Regions from separate parts of the Mus musculus genome. Here regions 2, 3 and 4 are each linked to region 1. Evidence: chromatin contacts called from ENCODE POLR2A ChIA-PET data. All regions are on one chromosome and are shown on one strand. Each heading gives the region's core, a stretch centred on a gene start or an enhancer-like site at or near the end of the contact. The rest is flanking DNA. Distances are from core to core; before and after follow the strand shown.

Region 1 (4,031 bases), core at 1,097-3,596:
AGTCCTAAGCCCTTTCCAAGGTTGGCCACGTCCCCTGGGAACCTGGGGTTGGGGGTAAGCTTAGGACCACCTTTCCTGACTGTCCTGGCCATGTCTATCCTTCACTCGGGCTAGACCAACCCCTCACCTGGCCAGCCAAGCCTAGTCTGTAAAGACAGAGGAAACAGAGGGTATCACACGGGCTTCCTGCAGGCATCCCTTGCCAAAGAGCCAGTGACATCCTCCTGGGGCAGAGGCTGAGCCAGTAGGGGAAGTCAGGCCTTCCTGTCACCCCAGCTCCCAACCCCCACGCTGGGAGGCCTCTGAGAGTCCCACACCGCTGGGAGCCTAGCTTGTAAACAGGCGGCTGGAGGGAGAGACTTGACAGCAGGTTGGCAGCTTGCCTGGGCACGGCAGGGCAGGGTTGAGTGAGCAGCTCCCAGTCCCTGCCTGGTGCCTATAGGGTGAACATCCCCTTCCTGTTCCTACTGGCTGCCCTTTTGAGATAAAAGTGTGGTAAAAGGCGGCTCCCTCTGAGCAGCCATGTAGACTCCAGGTGGCCATTTGCAAGTTGGAAGACGTACTTGGCTGTCAGACTCACAGAACTTTTTGCACAGGGTGTGTGCAGTGCAGGGGCCACACATCCCAGTTCTGAAGGTTTAGCCTCGTGACTGGTAAGGACTCCAGGAAGAAGTAACCCGTGTCAAGTACAGCTTCCTATCCCGTGAGCTTCCCCTGTTTCCCTATTTCTAACAGGGCTCCTGGAGGCAGTCTCAGGACAGGTCTGGATTAGGGCACAGAACTCACACCTTAACGAGGGCTTTGTAATTTGGCTTTTCTTCCCAGCATTTGAACTAAGTTGCAGGAAACAAAATAGATTAGAGCTATTTGCTGCCATCAGTGTGAACGGCTGACCCAGGTGGGCCACGCTTGAATGTGGGTGTCATGTTTTATTTGAATTGTTAGCCTGAGATAGGATCTGGCTAGGTAGCCCCAAACTACAGAGACATGCTGGCCCCCGTGGACACACACACACATGCTACAGCTAGCCACAGGTAGAAGCTATTTCTCTTACATGTGTCCCAGGAATGGGCTCAGGCTATAATTGGTGGCAAACTCCTTTAACAGCTGAGTAGAGACCCTTGTTTGAGTCTGCCAGGAATTGATCCCTGACTGCCTTGAGCTGAAGTTCTATCCCCTGCCCAAATCTGTCCAGGTAATGAACCTTGTACAGGCATGACAATCTGAATTAGAGACAAACATTTCTGCCAATGCAATCACTAATGACGACAATGAGGCTCGGGAGTCAGACAGATGACTCATAAGTTAAGCCAAACTGTTACTCTTACAGAGAACCCAGGGTACAGCCCAGCACCCACATCAGGCATCGTGTAATTTCACCTCTCTTCTGACTTTCCAGGCACCTGTATGCATAAGGCACACACACTCACACGGACGAGGACCTGTGTGAGTGCACACAAACACACAAAGAGCTGCTTGAGGTTCATGAGGCTCCAGCCTCAGTAGAGGGTGGTGGTAAAAACTTGTAGACAAACTACCCTGAAGAGGGAAAACAACCTCTTTGTGCACGGAAGCAGCCGAGGCAGCAGGCACAACGCGGTCTGACTGTATCCGAACCTGAATCGGGGATCCTAGCCCCTTCTTGTCCCAGCTATCCCCACCGAGGGCTGCAAAGGACCCAAGAGGTTCAAGAAGGGTTCATCACGGATTGCAGAGCTGGAGCACAGGACAAGGGCATCAGTATTCAGTAAAATTAGGGCTGGCTTGCCCTCCTTCGGCAGCTGAACGCGGCACCCGGCTCAAGGACAGGGAGCAGAACCTGCAGCGCGCAAGCCAGCGGGCCAACTGTGACACAGGAGAAGGCGGCCTCACGGCCCAAACTGAAGCCTTCAGTACCCTTCTGCGCAGGCGCAGGCGACTCCGGAGGCTGGTCACCAGCCTCTCCACACAGTCCTCTCCCACCCCCCAGCCAGGTCACGCGGCTGCAGTCGAGTATCTTTTCACGCTCCGCCCCCACCGTGGGAGTGCGCAGGCGCGCTTGAAGCTTCGCGCCCCACTTCCCTCGGAATCTCCCCTTCCCCCTGCCAGCTCGAAGTGCGCAGCCGTGTTTGGAGTCGCCAACACGGTCGCTGCGCAGCTCCACTCCGCTCCCCGCTAAGCTCCGCCCCTTAAACGGGAGCGCGCAGCCGTATTCTGCATTCCCCGGCGTGCTCTTCTCGCTGCGGCCTTCGACGCTCCTGGAAGCTCCGCCTCCTCTGTTCCCTGAGAAAGGCGGAGACTGGTGCGGAGGGGCGGGGTAACTTCGGGACCGCGCCTATAAAGGTGGCCGCGCCGGCCGCGCGCGCGGCTCCTCTCGGCGGCAGCGGCCCAGTGGAGGGGTCCGTGGTGGCGGTGGTGGCGGCGGTGGCGGCGGCGGCGGCGGCGACGGCGGCGGCGGCGGCGGCGGCAGCAGCAGCGGTGGCTGTGGCGGCGCTGTTCCCCGCGCAGTCCTCGGAGCGGGGTCCGGGCTGTGCTAGGTGAGGTGACGGCGCTGCGACCCCGGCCGGTGTCCGACCCCGGTGAGCGCGGCGCCAAGGGCGACATTCTCCGAGGGAGGAAGGAAGCCCGAGTCAGGCGCGGGAGCTCCGCCGAGCCCCGGCCGCCTCCGCCCGGCCGAGCGCCTCTCTCAGCCTCGGTCCTTTGTCTCCTCCGCCCGCAGGGTCGCCTCCCAAGCCGCCCCCCGGGCCCCGCGTCCCCTCCCCCGCTGGTGGGGCCCGGACTGAAGATGGTGCAGAAGAGAACAGCCGAACTTCAGGGCTTCCACCGTTCGTTCAAGGTGAGGGGTCCTGTCCGGGGGTCCCATTGCAGTGACGGGTGCGACGGATAAGCAGAGCCTACTCGGGAGGCTGGTGCAGGGCTTGGGAGGGGTGCTTGCATTGGACTTTTGTGCTGGAGGTGGTGGGGGTCAGCAGGCCGCAGCCCTGTCCCCATCCTCCTAGTAGCTCTCTCTTCTAGGACCCTCAACCCCCACCCCCAGGCTTGTGATTGGTGGCTCTGTGTCCCTTGCAGTTAGCCCGATCACAGTCGTCTGTTTCTGTGTGTGATCCTAGGCAAATCGAGTGTTTCTGTTCCTTGCAACTTCCAGGCCTGTCTTGTGCTGGTTGGGAGAGTCAGTAAGCTGCAGCCTTGCTTCTAGCTGCCTACTAACTCTTCATGAACTGCCCCAGGCTCCCCTGTGATCTGTGGCTGTGTCCCTAGCAGTTTCTCAGCCCGGGCTTTCCTACCTCTGTATGTGGTCTCTGATGGACTTTACATTTGTTTCCTGCAGTGTGTGCTTGTTGCAGGCTACAACCTGTCCCCGGCTGCCTAGTAGCTCTTTCTTTCAGGACCCACTCCCACCACTGATTGGTGGCTCTATGTCCCTCGCCATCAGCCTGATCTCAGTCTTGTGCTCCCCACCCACTTTCTGTATGTGATCCCACACTTTCTGTGTCCCCCAGGTTGGCCTTGTTCTGGATGAAAGCACGTCAGCAGGTCCTAGCTCTCTCTTTTGTGAGCTCCCCTAGGTTGGCTTGTGGTCAGTGGCTGGATGTTCCTTGCAGTCTCTCAGCCCCGTCTCCCCTACTTCTGTGTATATAGTTCCAGGGAAACCCTGTATCTGTCCACTGTAGTCTCAAGCTGGCCTGTGCGGTTGGTTGGGATCAGAGGGGATGAAGCCTTGTTGGGGAAACCCTTTGGCACATGGGTATGCTTTGCCCCACTGCAACCTCCACACTTGGTGGTGGCCTGTGGAGACCTTCCCTCAAGACACCCCAGGCCCAAAGTGTTATTTCTTATCAGAACAGGAAGTTTCTGTAGTGTTATTAATGGTGGCTGATTGAGTCTTACCTTAGATGAGTATATCTGGGGGTGGTGAAGGTGGGCAGGGTGCTAGGCAGAGCCCCCTACTTGGGGCCTGGCCTAAAGGACGCAGTGATGTCAGCCTGCCCACCCCACCCAGAAGGCTGGATTATGTAATGGCTTCCTGGGGCAGGGACCTGTTGCCCTGTAGA
Region 2 (4,031 bases), core at 842-3,341, 110 kb before region 1:
GCCCTTGGGCACAGTGCACTGCAGTTGCCTCATCCACTCCTCACACAGGAAGCTTCTCTGGAGCAGCCCTTACCTTCTCACTACCTTTCTCGGAGGTGAGGGGCGAGGTTGCCGGGGAGGCCAGTGGTGGATCCTGGGGGCTGAGCTTCATGCTGTTGGACAAGCCAGGGCTCTGGTAGGGAAGGCTGCTCTCCTTGGGGTGCTCTGGCCTGCAATGAAAGGCCGGTCACTCTGCCCATGCCCAGCAGGCACACGGCAGCAATGGTGACAGAGCCACTACGTGCACTTGTCCTCACCGAGGGTGTGGCTCACTGGTAGCTGCTTTGCTAGCCCCAGTGTGGTCCTGGCTCAGGTGCCGCCTCAACACAATCTTGGCAGGTGACAACCGGGTGTAATCAGGCAAAGCCAGGCCAGACAGCTTTTCTAGCCGAGGCCGGCCACTGTGGCTAGGGGTACAAGGTACGACCTCCTGGTCCAAGGGAGAGGCCAGGTACTGGGGTGTGTTCTGCTTGGATGATGGCCGACTAGCTGCATTGCAGAGCTCATAGCTGGCAGCATGGCCGTTCATGGACAGCTCAGGGCTCATGCTGCTGAGGTGTGGCAGGGAGATCTTGGCACAGTCCAGCTCAAGGCGTAAGCGCCCAGCATCAGCCTCCAGCTCTCGGCCCAGGGCACCCTTGCCACGCAGATGCAAAGACAAAGCATCATCTGGTGGTACACAGGACTTTAACTGCAGGAGCTCCTGCTGGCGCTGGGTCTTCTCGAGCTCCACGATGCTGATCTAGAGGATGGGAGGGGTGTCACAGAGCAGCCAAGGCTCCACCCAGCAGGGTAGGTGGCACATGGTGGTCCAACGACACGTACACCCCTGCTGTCCACCATCACAGATGCCTTTCTGAGGGTGAAGATGGGGTCTGATGCAACACACCAATACCCTACCTGCAGCTCCAGGCAGTGCCGCTGCTTCTCTGAGATCTGGCTCCTCAGGGCCTGCTTCTCTTTCCGCAGGTTCTCCAAGGACAGTGTGGACCAGTCAAGCCTCAGCTCCTCACACCGGGCCCTGAGCTATGGGTACATGAACAGGAAGTCTCAGTAGCCAAAGGGAGCAAGGGCCAGGCTCTCTGGACAGTGCAATGGATCCTTCCCACAGTTGTAGCACATAGTATCAACACCCAGCCACAAACAAGCAATGTAATAAAGGCCAATATGACCTTTACAGGACCATGACAAGATGGAAAAGAGTCCCTGGCCTGATCCTTGCTCAGCCCAGCAAATCTGGTGCCAGAGCACACCTCTGGGCCAGTGAGTGGGCAATCAAGTCCTCCCTCCACCCCACACGTGCGCAACCAGCAGCGGCAGGCCCCCCTGCACACACCAGCCGCAGGCTCTGGCTCCGAAGCTCGCTGTTGTCCTTCTCCAGCTGTTCCGACTGTTCCCGCAGCTGCTGGTTGTGGGCAGAGATTTCCTTCTGGGCCTGAATCAGGTCATTGTAGGTCAGCGCCTTCACGCCCAACTGGGGATGAGGACAAAGCATGGTGAGTAGAGTCCCAGTTTATAGGAACAAAAGAGATGACAGCTACCCTACAGCTCTGACCCGAGTATAGCCAAGGCAATTCCATATCAGTACTTCCATAAGGACAAGGGACGCTATCTTTGGTTGCCCCACCAAACCCTGGGTCAGGTTCTGCTGAAGTGGGCGGGCGGGCGGCCTCACGTCACCTCATCCAGCTTCTGCTGGAACAGCCTGCGGATTTCTTCCTTTTGGGCCTGGCAATGGCCGAAGAGCTGCTGGGCTGTGCCCAGGAGCTGTGTGTTCTTCTCCTGCAAGAGAGGACAGGAGAAGGTGACCACAGAGCCCCCAGGCAGCCCTATGTTGAGAACTGACATTAAGGCAGAGCCTGCGCACCTTCTCCTGGTCCAGAAGCTGCTGTAGGTTAGCCTTGTACTGCGGGGTCTTTGTATAAGCCAGGAACTGCAGGTACTGGATTCTGAAGGACTCTGGAGGCACACACACAGCACAACATGTAAAGAAAGGCTGGTGCAGGAGTGGGAGGCAGCAGACACAGGGAGGCTATTGGGCCCTGGCTTGCTGCAGGTCCATTCTGCTGTACTTTCAGCTTTTCTCACAATGTGGGAGGTTTCCTCCTGGCAGAATGGGCAACCCTAAACCCTGAAAGCAGATCTCTCCTTCAAGTAAGGGATTTTGTCAGCCTTCCCTGTGCAGTGAGGGTCCCCCTCCCCCCCAGACAGGGTTTCTCTGTAACCCTGGCTATCCTGGAACTCACTTTGTAGACCAGGTTGGCCTCAAACTCAGAAATCCACCTGCCAGGATTAAAGGCGTGCGCCACCACCACCTGGCTTACAGTGAGTTGTTCTATACAGAGCTCCCCAAGTACTGATGGGACACACAGGTCCCCAGATGTGGTCCAGGATGCCTGAGGTAAGTTGGTCTCAGCTACTCACAGGAGCCAACATAAGCCAAAGTAAGCCAGGCCATACAGCAAGTGGGCTTGACTGGGGCCCCACCACTTGCACAGCCCCCACAGAATGGCTTCAATGTCAGAGCTATGACCCACCTAAAAGCTTCTGCAGCGCAGGTGGGGTGGGTGCCACTAGCAGTGGGTTGGGTGAGTGCAGCTGCGTGCTTGGAGGTAGCTGGTAGAATGGGCTGTGAGGTGCCCTGTACGCATCTGCAAGAGAGAGAAGAGTCCCCGTCAGCTACCAACCATGGTCCCACACTACTGTGGGCAACAAACTTGTCAAATCTGGGGTTTGAAACAGCTATGGGATCCAAATCCACACTGAGCTCCTCCTGGTTTGTAGTATCAGGCCTGGCACATGGCAGAGTCCCATAGTCACATGAATGGGGACTCACACCCCTGCAATGCAGAAAAGAAAGAGGCTTACCCTGGGGTGAGGCTGAGGGTGGGGCTGGGGGCGGAGAGTGCAGGAGATCCAGTGTGCTTTGGCTCTTCTTAGACTTGCGTTCGGCACTGGCAGCACTCATTTTCTTGGGCCGCCCACGTTTCCGGCCAGCCATCTTTCTCCCTTTCTTGTTCAGTTTCTTCTTCCGGGCTTTGGAGGGAGATGGCTTTTTGACAGTAGCCACACCTGATTTTTCTTCCTCAGCACCAGAATCCTGGAGAACACAGACAGGCAGGTAAGGGTCACAGCAGGAGTGCTCACAAGACCATAGGCTGAGGCACCCCAGCCACCTAGCAGCCCTGTGCCCTGTGCTGGACGGACATGCTGGACAAGGAGCCTATCTCACCGCGGGGGCCTCAGTGGCAGCTGCTTTGCTCTCAGGGACTTTGGTGGGCGTGGTCGCATTGCTCTTGTTCTCTCGCTGCTGTCTTCGCCTAGCTGCCTCCTGCTCCTCCTGAAAGGAAGTGCTGGGTAAGTGTCCAGAACACAGGATGATCCAACTCTGCTCCAGCACGAATGAAGTAGCTACATACACAAGACACTTGGGAGAGTCTCAATGCATGACTTGGGTCCCACAGCCCCTCTGTGGGGAAGACATGAGCCTGTCATGGTGTGATGGCCCAGGATTACCCTACACTGATAGCTGCAGGACCACATGGCAATGAAAGCTCATGGGACATGCCAACCAACAGAGAGGCCCAACTGCGCCACTCAGGACAGATATGGTCCCCCAAAGAGCTAGGCCAAACCACACATTAAAGACCTATGTCCTCTTGGCACAACACAGCCACTCTGACTTGAACCCAGCTGCTCTGGCCTTCATGAGGTGCACACCTGAATGCCCTTGTGGAATCAGCTGAGGACACACACTGGTTACAGGCGCTAGGCTGCTGTGGGATGCACTCCTTGGTGGCAGTGTACCTGCCTGTAAGGTGCCTACACTCCTGTACCACCGACAGCTCAGCACTTCACCCGGCAACAGCTGCTAGAGTGTTAGGCTCTGCTCTTAGTGTCCATGTACAGTGAACACATCTTGGTTTACATCTCCCCAGGGAAAGGCACACAATAGCCCACCTCTATATGTCCCTGAGGAGAGCCTGTCTCAG
Region 3 (4,031 bases), core at 670-3,169, 90 kb before region 1:
AAGGCAGTTTGGGTAACTCTACTTCACATGTCAATTCCACAGTCAGACTGTCACTTAGATGAGGAACTTTAAGAGCATGTCATAACTATGACCTAGGCGAGGGCTGGGGAGATAGTTTCAGCAGCTAGTGTGCTTGTTTCTAACTAAGTATGAGGTCCTGGGTTTGAGTCCTGAGAACCTACCAAAAGCAGGGCAGAATGAGGTCCTGAGTTCTCCATCCTTCTAAGGAAGAAGGGGGCAGGGTTGGCATGTGCAGCATTCAAAATTAAGAAGTCATCTCAAATGAGGTAGAAGGTAGAGAGACTAGGCTCTCCTCTCTAAGCTGTAAGGAGCATGTGAGACAACAGGATGGGGCACTGGCCCACACTGACAACTCCAGCTCTCAGGAGGTGGAAAGATGCAGAGATGGACAATGTTACAAGTTCAAGCCAGCCAGGGCTATACAGTGAAACCTGTCTCCAAAAAAGAAAACGAAGTTGGAACATGTGAGACAGCCTAGTATAGCAATGACAGCAATGGCTACCTCTGCAAGAGTATTCAGGTTCTGTTCCCAGCACCCACAAAGAGGCTCACAACCAGCTATAGCTTCAGCTCCAGGGGATTCTTCTGGCCCCTGTGGGTACTGCCTGCATATGTTGTAGAGACAAACAAATGGGCAAACGTTCACACTCAAAGTAAAAATAAATGGAGCCGTTTAAAAAGGAGGCAAGCAGGCATAGTGCCTTGGATTGCTTGGGCAGTGGAGGCCCTGCCAATTTCTGGACTCCAGGCCACCATCAGCCAGGACCAGGTGCAGGGGTATCTGGCTTTTGGACAGGCCTGGGGCAGGACCCCTTAATTTCTTGGTTTCTTTGAGAAGACCCCTGTGTACTTTGACCGCCAAGTAGCAGAAGCACAGTTCTAGGGATGAGAGTGCTACTCCACACCCCCTATGTTCAGGGATACCCTAAATGCCCAGGAGGAGACTAATGCTGGGGACAGGATGCTCTGGAACACTAAGACACACAGACAGCTTCCTCCCCATGTGAGGGAGTCACACAATGCCACTTGATGCCCCAGCACTCTGGTGTGTTACAGTATGAACCTGGACTGGCCCCAATCATGTGTCTTACACCTTTCTTTCTCTCTTTTTTTTTTTTTTAAAGATTTATTTATTTATTATATGTAAGTATACTGTAGCTGTCTTCAGACACTCCAGAAGAGGGTGTCAGATCTTGTTACAGATGGTTGTGAGCCACCATGTGGTTGCTGGGATTTGAACTCCGGACCTTCAGAAGAGCAGTCGGGTGCTCTTACCCACTGAGCCATCTCACCAGCCCACCTTTCTTTCTCTTAAAAGGAACCCAGGACAGCTGCAGCCACAGAACAGAGCATGGCATCCCTGAACCGGGAAAAGCCAAAGCAGGGCGAGGTGTTGGCACACACAACTACAGTCCCAGCTACTTGGAATTTGGGTCATGCGAGCCCCAGGAGTTTGAGGTCACACCAGGTAAGGTAAGAAAGCCTACTCGACGACCAGAGGGGTGGAGGGTCCCACTGCAGGGTTCTGGGTGGGTTCCTCACATGAAAAAAGTCGTTTCCTGGGGTCCAGGAGCTTCACAGAGGAAGTGAGATAGAGGGCTGAAGTTAATTCCAACTCTATAAGGACACAGGCTCCTGCCTTGGGTCAGCAGTGAGCTCGAGTCCACTTACACCCAGTTGCTAGTCAGAGGGCAAGGGGCCCAGCCAGTGGACTGTAGGACTGTCCTGTCCCAGTGTCACTAAGGCTGGCAGGAATCCTTTCTAATAATCAGGTCATAGGTCAAGCAAAGCTTTTTTAGGCAGGCTCTGAGCAGGAGGTAGAGCCTGGGCTATTCTTTCTCAAAGAAAAACAAACCTGGCTCCAGGCAGCATTCCAGGGATGCCTTTGCTTCTCCGCCCACTCTGCACAGAAGGCCTACCTAGGTGGGGGCAAGGATTGGCCTCACCCAGCACCTATGGTGGCAAGGTGGAGGCCCATCAACATAGCGCTGGCAGGACCTGCTGTTAAAACGGCCAGTAGCTCTCTCACCAGCCCTGGTAATTTCCCACATATCAATTCAATGTGTACAGTGTAGGAGTTCCCAGTGATTGCCTCACTCCTCCAGCCAGATACACTCTTCTACCAAAAGAGCTTCCCGAAGGAAGCGTAGCAAGGGTGTAGGCAGCGGGGTAGGTGCAGCCCACAGCCTGCTCCATCCCTTCCTGCTCACCTTTTGGTGTCGTAGTCGATCAGGACATAGTTCTCCATGGCCAGCTTGAGATCTGGGATTTCCTCGCAGACCCACCTGAAATGGAACACAGAGGTGTTGCTGGCCTCAGCACGACGCTCTCTGGAGTGTGTGTGTGTGTGTGTGTGTGTGTGTGTGTGTGTGTGTGTGAATGTTACTGTGCAAGTTCATGAGGAGCTATTGAGAAATCACAGATTTTGAGGCCAAGGTCAGTGTTGGCACTTGGAAAAGAAATAAATTCATATATTATGGTAAAAAGCAAAATATTAGACAGGCTCAGTGGTACAAGCCAGCCAATCCAGCACATTGGGTGGGGCTGAGGCATAAAAATTTCTAATTCAAGGCCAGTCTGGGCTACATAATGGGACCTTTCCCCAAGATGGGGAGGGAGCTGGCAAGATGGCTCAGTGGGTAAAAGCAACTGTGGCACAGAACCAACAACCCAAGTTCAATCCTGTAGCCTACACAAGGAGGAGAAGCAATTTCACAAAGCTGCCCTCTGCCCCCACCATATGCTGTGGCATGTGTGTACCTGACAAATCAACCACACACAAACATAATTAAAAAAAAAAAAAAAAAAAACTCTGGGGGAGGGACCAGCTTGGGATATAACACCCCGCCCCACCCCGCCCCCAGACAGGATTTTTCTACACAGCCTTGACTGTCCTGAACTCACTATGTATACCAAGGGGCAAACCAGGCTGGCCTCAAAACTATAGTGATGCTCCTGCCTCTGCCTCACAAGTTCTGCTGGGTTCCACTCCAGCCAGATACACTCTTCCACCAAAAGAGCTTCCTGGAGGCTTAGACAGTTGGCAAGGGTGTGGGTGGGCCTTCTTAGGTTAGGTATGTATGTACTTGTAGATGCACAAGATGGGGTGACATGTGTACCATAGCACACATAAGAGATCAAAGGAAATCTGTAGCCAGTCCCCTCCTTCCATCTTCATTCACATGGCTTCCAGAGATGTACTCAGGTCCCCAGGCTAGCACTATACCCAACTTAACTGGCCTCTTTACGGCCCCGGCTGGCTTGTAAGTCCCACTGCTTCCACTGCCTCCACCTGTGGCATTGAATGGCAATCTATGAGTCCAGTCTCTATGGTCTGCCAGGGCTTTCCCCAGTAATCTATGTCCACTATTACAGGAACCACAGGATGCTTCAGAAAAAAGGCTGCAGATCCATCCCAACAGGCAGCTGCCCTGGCACCATGTGTCTGCTGGTGTCACAGGAAGGAGGTCCTACTCATAGTCCTTACAAACTCCCATCTTTCTCCAATCCAAAGGTGGGGACTAGTGAAGGGAAGATGGGGGACACAGAGACGTCCCAAGTCCCATCTCACAGGAGGTAGCAAGCAGCTCAGAGGCTGCACATATGTGAGCTGGCTCCATCCCCACCATGGCAGGGGAAACAAACAACTGAGGTTTTCCCAGACAAGGGTCATGGAGAGATGCCTCTGCCAGGGCTCCTCCTGCCACACTTCCCAGAGGTCCCAGTGAGGACAGTGCAGCGGGGGTGCTGGGAACCTTGGGAGGAAGCTCCGAGCCCAGTGCTCATCCCATACAGTACTCACCGGATAGTCTCAATAATCTCATGAGCAGCATCATGGTGCTTGTCCTGAAAGAGAAAAGATGCACAGTTGGACCCAACAACCACAGTGACACCCCAAAGTCCTCTTGTTCTATGATGCACAACCACCCTACAGAGGTGGTGACTCAACATATTCCCCAGAGCTGGAGCCTGACTCAGCTCTGTCTCCCTGCACACCTGATGGGTGTGGG
Region 4 (4,031 bases), core at 655-3,154, 66 kb before region 1:
CTGGAACTGGGTAGCATTACAGATGTTTTTGAGTGACCATGTGGGTGCTTGCAAATGAACCCAGGTTCTCTAGAAGAGCTTTAAAACTTAGTGTTCCTGCTGAATGTCCAGAAAGGGAAGTTCAGCCGGGTGTGGTGGCACATGCCTTTAATCCCAGCACTTGGGAGGCAGAGGCAGGCAGATTTCTGAGTTCGAGGCCAGCCTGGTCTACCAAGTGAGTTCCAGGACAGCCAGGGCTACACAGAGAAACCCTGACTCAAAAAACCAAAACCAACCAAACAAACAAAAGAAACAGGTAATCTATCTTCCATATTATTTTTGAAGTGCTGTTCAGCTAAACTGGCTAATTACCTATTCTCTACTCTTATACTCATAGTATAATTATTTAAACATGGGACCACATTCTTGGATCACATGATCCAGGGACTCGGACCTAACCTAAAATGAATGTCTTCTTTGATCATTAATTAGTCCCAAGCCAGGGGACTGGTGAGATGGCTCAGTGGGTAAGAGCACCCGACTGGTCTTCAGAAGGTCCGGAGTTCAAATCCCAGCAACCACATGGTGGCTCACAACCACCCATAATGAGATCTTATGCCCTCTTCTGGTACGTCTGAAGACAGCTACAGTGTACTTACATGTAATAAATAAGTAAATAAATAAATAAATAAAAGTGTTTGTGCACCAAAAAAAAAAAAATTAGTCCCAAGCCTATTTTGTCTTTCAAGTACAATTACATGCTTGTAACACACGAAAGCTCACTGTGTTCCTTATTTAACGTTTGCAGCCAAAGGAGGGGACACATTCTATGCTTAATGCTAACTTTACTATATCTTTCTGGCAAAACAATCTAAACCATCTCCTTAAACTTTCTTTTTTTTTTTTTAAGATGTATTTATTTATTATATGGAAATATATTGTAGCTGTCTTCAGACACTCCAGAAGAGGGAGTCAGATCTCCTTTACGGATGGTTGTGAGCCACCATGTGATTGCTGGGATTTGAACTCTGGACCTTCGGAAGAGCAGTCGGGTGCTCTTACCCACTGAGCCATCTCACCAGCCCCTCCTTAAACTTTCTATCACCTACCCTAACATCTTAAAACTATTTTAATCAAATAAGAAATTCTATAAAATCATTAATTCATCTATTTTATGAAAGTTCATCTTTATATTAATCTGCAGGAGACTTGCCCAATCGAGTGGGCTGTCTCCCAATAAGCAACCACAGCAGACTCTAGGCAGTGAGGGTCTCCTGGTGCCCATTCACATCGTACTAGATATGGGAGGCATATAACAATGAAAAACATGAGGAGGCACTGCAGCACCAAGAAGTAATCCAGAGACGAACGCCTCCGGGGGGCAGTGCCTCTCTAGGAACATGCATCACAGCTGTGCAAAACGGTGGACCATCTCCAGCAAAGTCACTTGCCCACCACAGTTTCTCCTGTATGGTGTCCACCATCCAAGCCTTGTGCTGGTTTTACAGACAGGGTTTCACAGGCCGGCCGGTTGGATTGCTGGTGTGATTGACTCCTGACACTGATTCCCAAGTCACCACTTAAATTCAGAAAAGGCTGGGCTGGATATATTTGGCCAGGACCTTGCAGAAAAAGCTCCACGTGGAGCTCCGCCCTCCTCTAGCCACGCCCACACCAGATAAGACCACGCCCACTGCTGTCATTTAGCGAGTGGGGAGACCTGCTCTCGATTTTCCCTTAGGGGCGTGGTTAGGACGTCTGTGGAGTTCTTGTTCACCAATGAGGCTGCAAGGCATTGCAGAGGAAGGGGTGGGCTGCTAGGCGTCAAAGGGTGGTGTCTGCTTTCCTATTGGGTGGCGTGTGGTTGTCAAGGAAACTGCAATGTGGGGCTGGGCTTTTCGGTGAGGCGGGGCTTCCGGGAGGCTGAGGCTCTCCGTCAGCTGACCCACCGCCATCTTGGCCGCCATTTGCAGCGGCCCTAAGCTGGGAAGGGTCTGTGGAAGCTGGGGGGGGCGGGCTTACTGGCTACCCCTTCTCCTCAGACTGCTCTCCGGCTACAGCCGTCGCTCTGGCCTCCACGGCGTCCCCTCCGCGGCGGCCGGAAACACAGCGGGGCGGTTGCCTGAGGTGCGGTCGCCGGGTCCCCGCACCTTCTAGGGCCGCGGCAGCGGCGTTTCCCTCGGAGGCCGCAGCCCACGGGCCGCCGCGATGGCCCTCAAGATGGTCAAGGGCAGTATCGACCGCATGTTCGATAAGAACCTGCAGGATCTGGTCCGCGGCATCCGCAACCACAAGGAGGACGAGGTGAGCCGGCGCGGAGCGGGGCTGCCGGGCTTTCCCCCCATTGCCTCTGGCCCGCCGTGGAGCCGTCTTCCTCGACCCCATCGCCTTTCCCGTCCTGCCTGTTCCAGAGCTGCGGCTCTGCACAGCCTCTCCTTCCCCTGGCCTCAGTTTACCCCCAGCAGCTTGAAACAGGCGCTGTCCAAAATGGCTCAGGTGTCTCGTCTGTTGTAACTAGGGGCCACTCCCTGAACCTCCAAATTGTCCACTTGGAGCAGTCCTTGCCCTAAAGGCCTCAGCGTTTTAGGTCTTGAAGTTGGATGCCACTGCTAGAGCCTGAGTTTACCTTCTTGAAGAAGACTTACTTAGGCAAAGGTTCCCCCACTTGAGCTAGTTTCTGGATCCCATATGGAGGAATCGGGGACCCTCACAGAAAAATCCTGTCATAGGTCTACGTGTCTCCCATGGAGAAATCCCCTTGTCAGGAAAGCACAGGCCCGGGTGGCTGTCTTGGGCTTCCTTGGGAACCCTGCCAGGTTTTCCTGCCCCAGATCCCCTGAACTATTAGTGTGTGCAGGACCTAGGGGCATCTTGGAATGGGGAAGCCTGACTTCAAAACTGGAAGCTCAAAGAAGGCAGAAGTCAGGGTGTGGAAGCGATTTTTCCAGAAGTTACACTGAGACTACAAGCGCTGCTTCCTTTCCTCCCCACAGCCTGTGACCTAGATTAAGGAAGAAGTGATAGAGTGACTACTTAGTGCCTGGCTCAGTGGAAAGACGCAGGCCTCCTCCTGGGCTGGAAGGCCATGCTGAAAGAGGGTGCCTGTCCCTAGCTGGGACAGTCATTTCTCTGTAGCCCTCTTCCCTTCTACCCTACCTGGTGTGGTTTGTACCCTCCCTGCTCTCCCTGGCTGTTACTTCAGTTGAAATAGCTGGTTGGCCTGCGTTTTGCTGGGTGTGGACTGCCCTATGTGATATTTCCTTTGTACTGTGGCCCTCTTTGCTCTCAAGAGGGCTTCCACATTCCCTTCTTGCCTTCCCGTACAGAGAATGTTCCCTGGGCAGCTGTTCTAGGACCCTGGGGACAGGTCACATTCTAGTTTGAGTACCTGAAACAGACTCTAGCTAGGGACATAACCTGGGCTGGCTCATGGTACTCCTGCCTCAGTCTTCTTAGTGTTGGGATTACTGATTTTAAGGTATGTGTGCCCAGGGCCTCAGGCCTCTGTTATGTTTTGCTCTTCACGTCCCCTACCTTCCCATCCCGCAAATCTCAAATCTTCATTGGGAATTGGTGTACATAGACTGTGAGTGTCCCACAGGTGTCTGTGGGGTAATGGTGGAGGTGCTTTTTAAAAATTGGTGTGTATTACATTTGATACTGAGTTTCATTGTACTGTCTTGCATGTAGTCTGCAGAAAGCTCTTTCAGTAGTGCAGAGCTAGGCAGGCACAGAAAGTCCTCCAAGCCCTCAGCTTCTATGTGGCTCCTGCTGCTGACTGCTCAGCCATTCTAAGATTTTGGTTGTGAGTCTACCTTTAACTGCTGAGCCATCTCTCCCACCATGGCTGGCCAGTCTGTACAAGACACACTGAGACCGCTTGGGTCCTCTGTCCCTCCTCAGGGACACCTTCAAGTTCCTGTGCATTGTTGGGCTCTTATGAAGGTGCGGTGTAGTGCAGAGCCTTCTGCCAACCTTATAGCACAAGTTGCAGTGACCATTCTCTGCTCTACACTCCGGTTGACTTAGGTCTCACTGTGTGACACTGGGAG

What was found. ChIA-PET counts read pairs that join two places held with the same protein, here RNA polymerase II (POLR2A).
Region 2: POLR2A ChIA-PET joins it to region 1 with 14 read pairs in embryonic stem cell. The contact joins the enhancer-like site here to the promoter of Mknk2 in region 1. POLR2A ChIA-PET finds 5 or more read pairs at or near these places in 3 of 5 experiments (Patski and embryonic stem cell).
Region 3: POLR2A ChIA-PET joins it to region 1 with 24 read pairs in embryonic stem cell. The contact joins the enhancer-like site here to the promoter of Mknk2 in region 1. POLR2A ChIA-PET finds 5 or more read pairs at or near these places in 3 of 5 experiments (Patski and embryonic stem cell).
Region 4: POLR2A ChIA-PET joins it to region 1 with 82 read pairs in embryonic stem cell. The contact joins the promoter of Ap3d1 here to the promoter of Mknk2 in region 1. POLR2A ChIA-PET finds 5 or more read pairs at or near these places in 4 of 5 experiments (Patski and embryonic stem cell).

The regions. Positions count from the first base shown.
Region 1 is chr10:80,674,608-80,678,638 of GRCm38, reverse strand. Mknk2 (MAP kinase-interacting serine/threonine kinase 2) reads left to right here and starts at 2,346. Exons shown (of 14, transcript NM_021462.4): 1 at 2,346-2,558; 2 at 2,699-2,815. The coding sequence starts at 2,765.
Region 2 is chr10:80,782,532-80,786,562 of GRCm38, reverse strand. It overlaps Dot1l (DOT1-like, histone H3 methyltransferase (S. cerevisiae)), which reads right to left. Exons shown (of 28, transcript NM_199322.2): 13 at 3,272-3,379; 14 at 2,908-3,139; 15 at 2,577-2,690; 16 at 1,907-1,998; 17 at 1,720-1,821; 18 at 1,376-1,513; 19 at 940-1,065; 20 at 297-781; 21 at 74-209. Among named protein-coding and RNA genes, the nearest start is that of Plekhj1, 14 kb to the left of the region's middle. Within about 2 kb of position 2,091, at least 1 of the 3 ENCODE cell types and tissues checked has a DNase peak (open chromatin) inside an H3K27ac peak, as active enhancers do.
Region 3 is chr10:80,764,438-80,768,468 of GRCm38, reverse strand. Dot1l (DOT1-like, histone H3 methyltransferase (S. cerevisiae)) reads right to left here. Exons shown (of 28, transcript NM_199322.2): 2 at 3,824-3,867; 3 at 2,232-2,306. Among named protein-coding and RNA genes, the nearest start is that of Dot1l, 11 kb to the right of the region's middle. Within about 2 kb of position 1,919, at least 1 of the 3 ENCODE cell types and tissues checked has a DNase peak (open chromatin) inside an H3K27ac peak, as active enhancers do.
Region 4 is chr10:80,740,148-80,744,178 of GRCm38, reverse strand. It overlaps Ap3d1 (adaptor-related protein complex 3, delta 1 subunit), which reads left to right and starts at 1,904. Exons shown (of 31, transcript NM_007460.2): 1 at 1,904-2,283. The coding sequence starts at 2,188.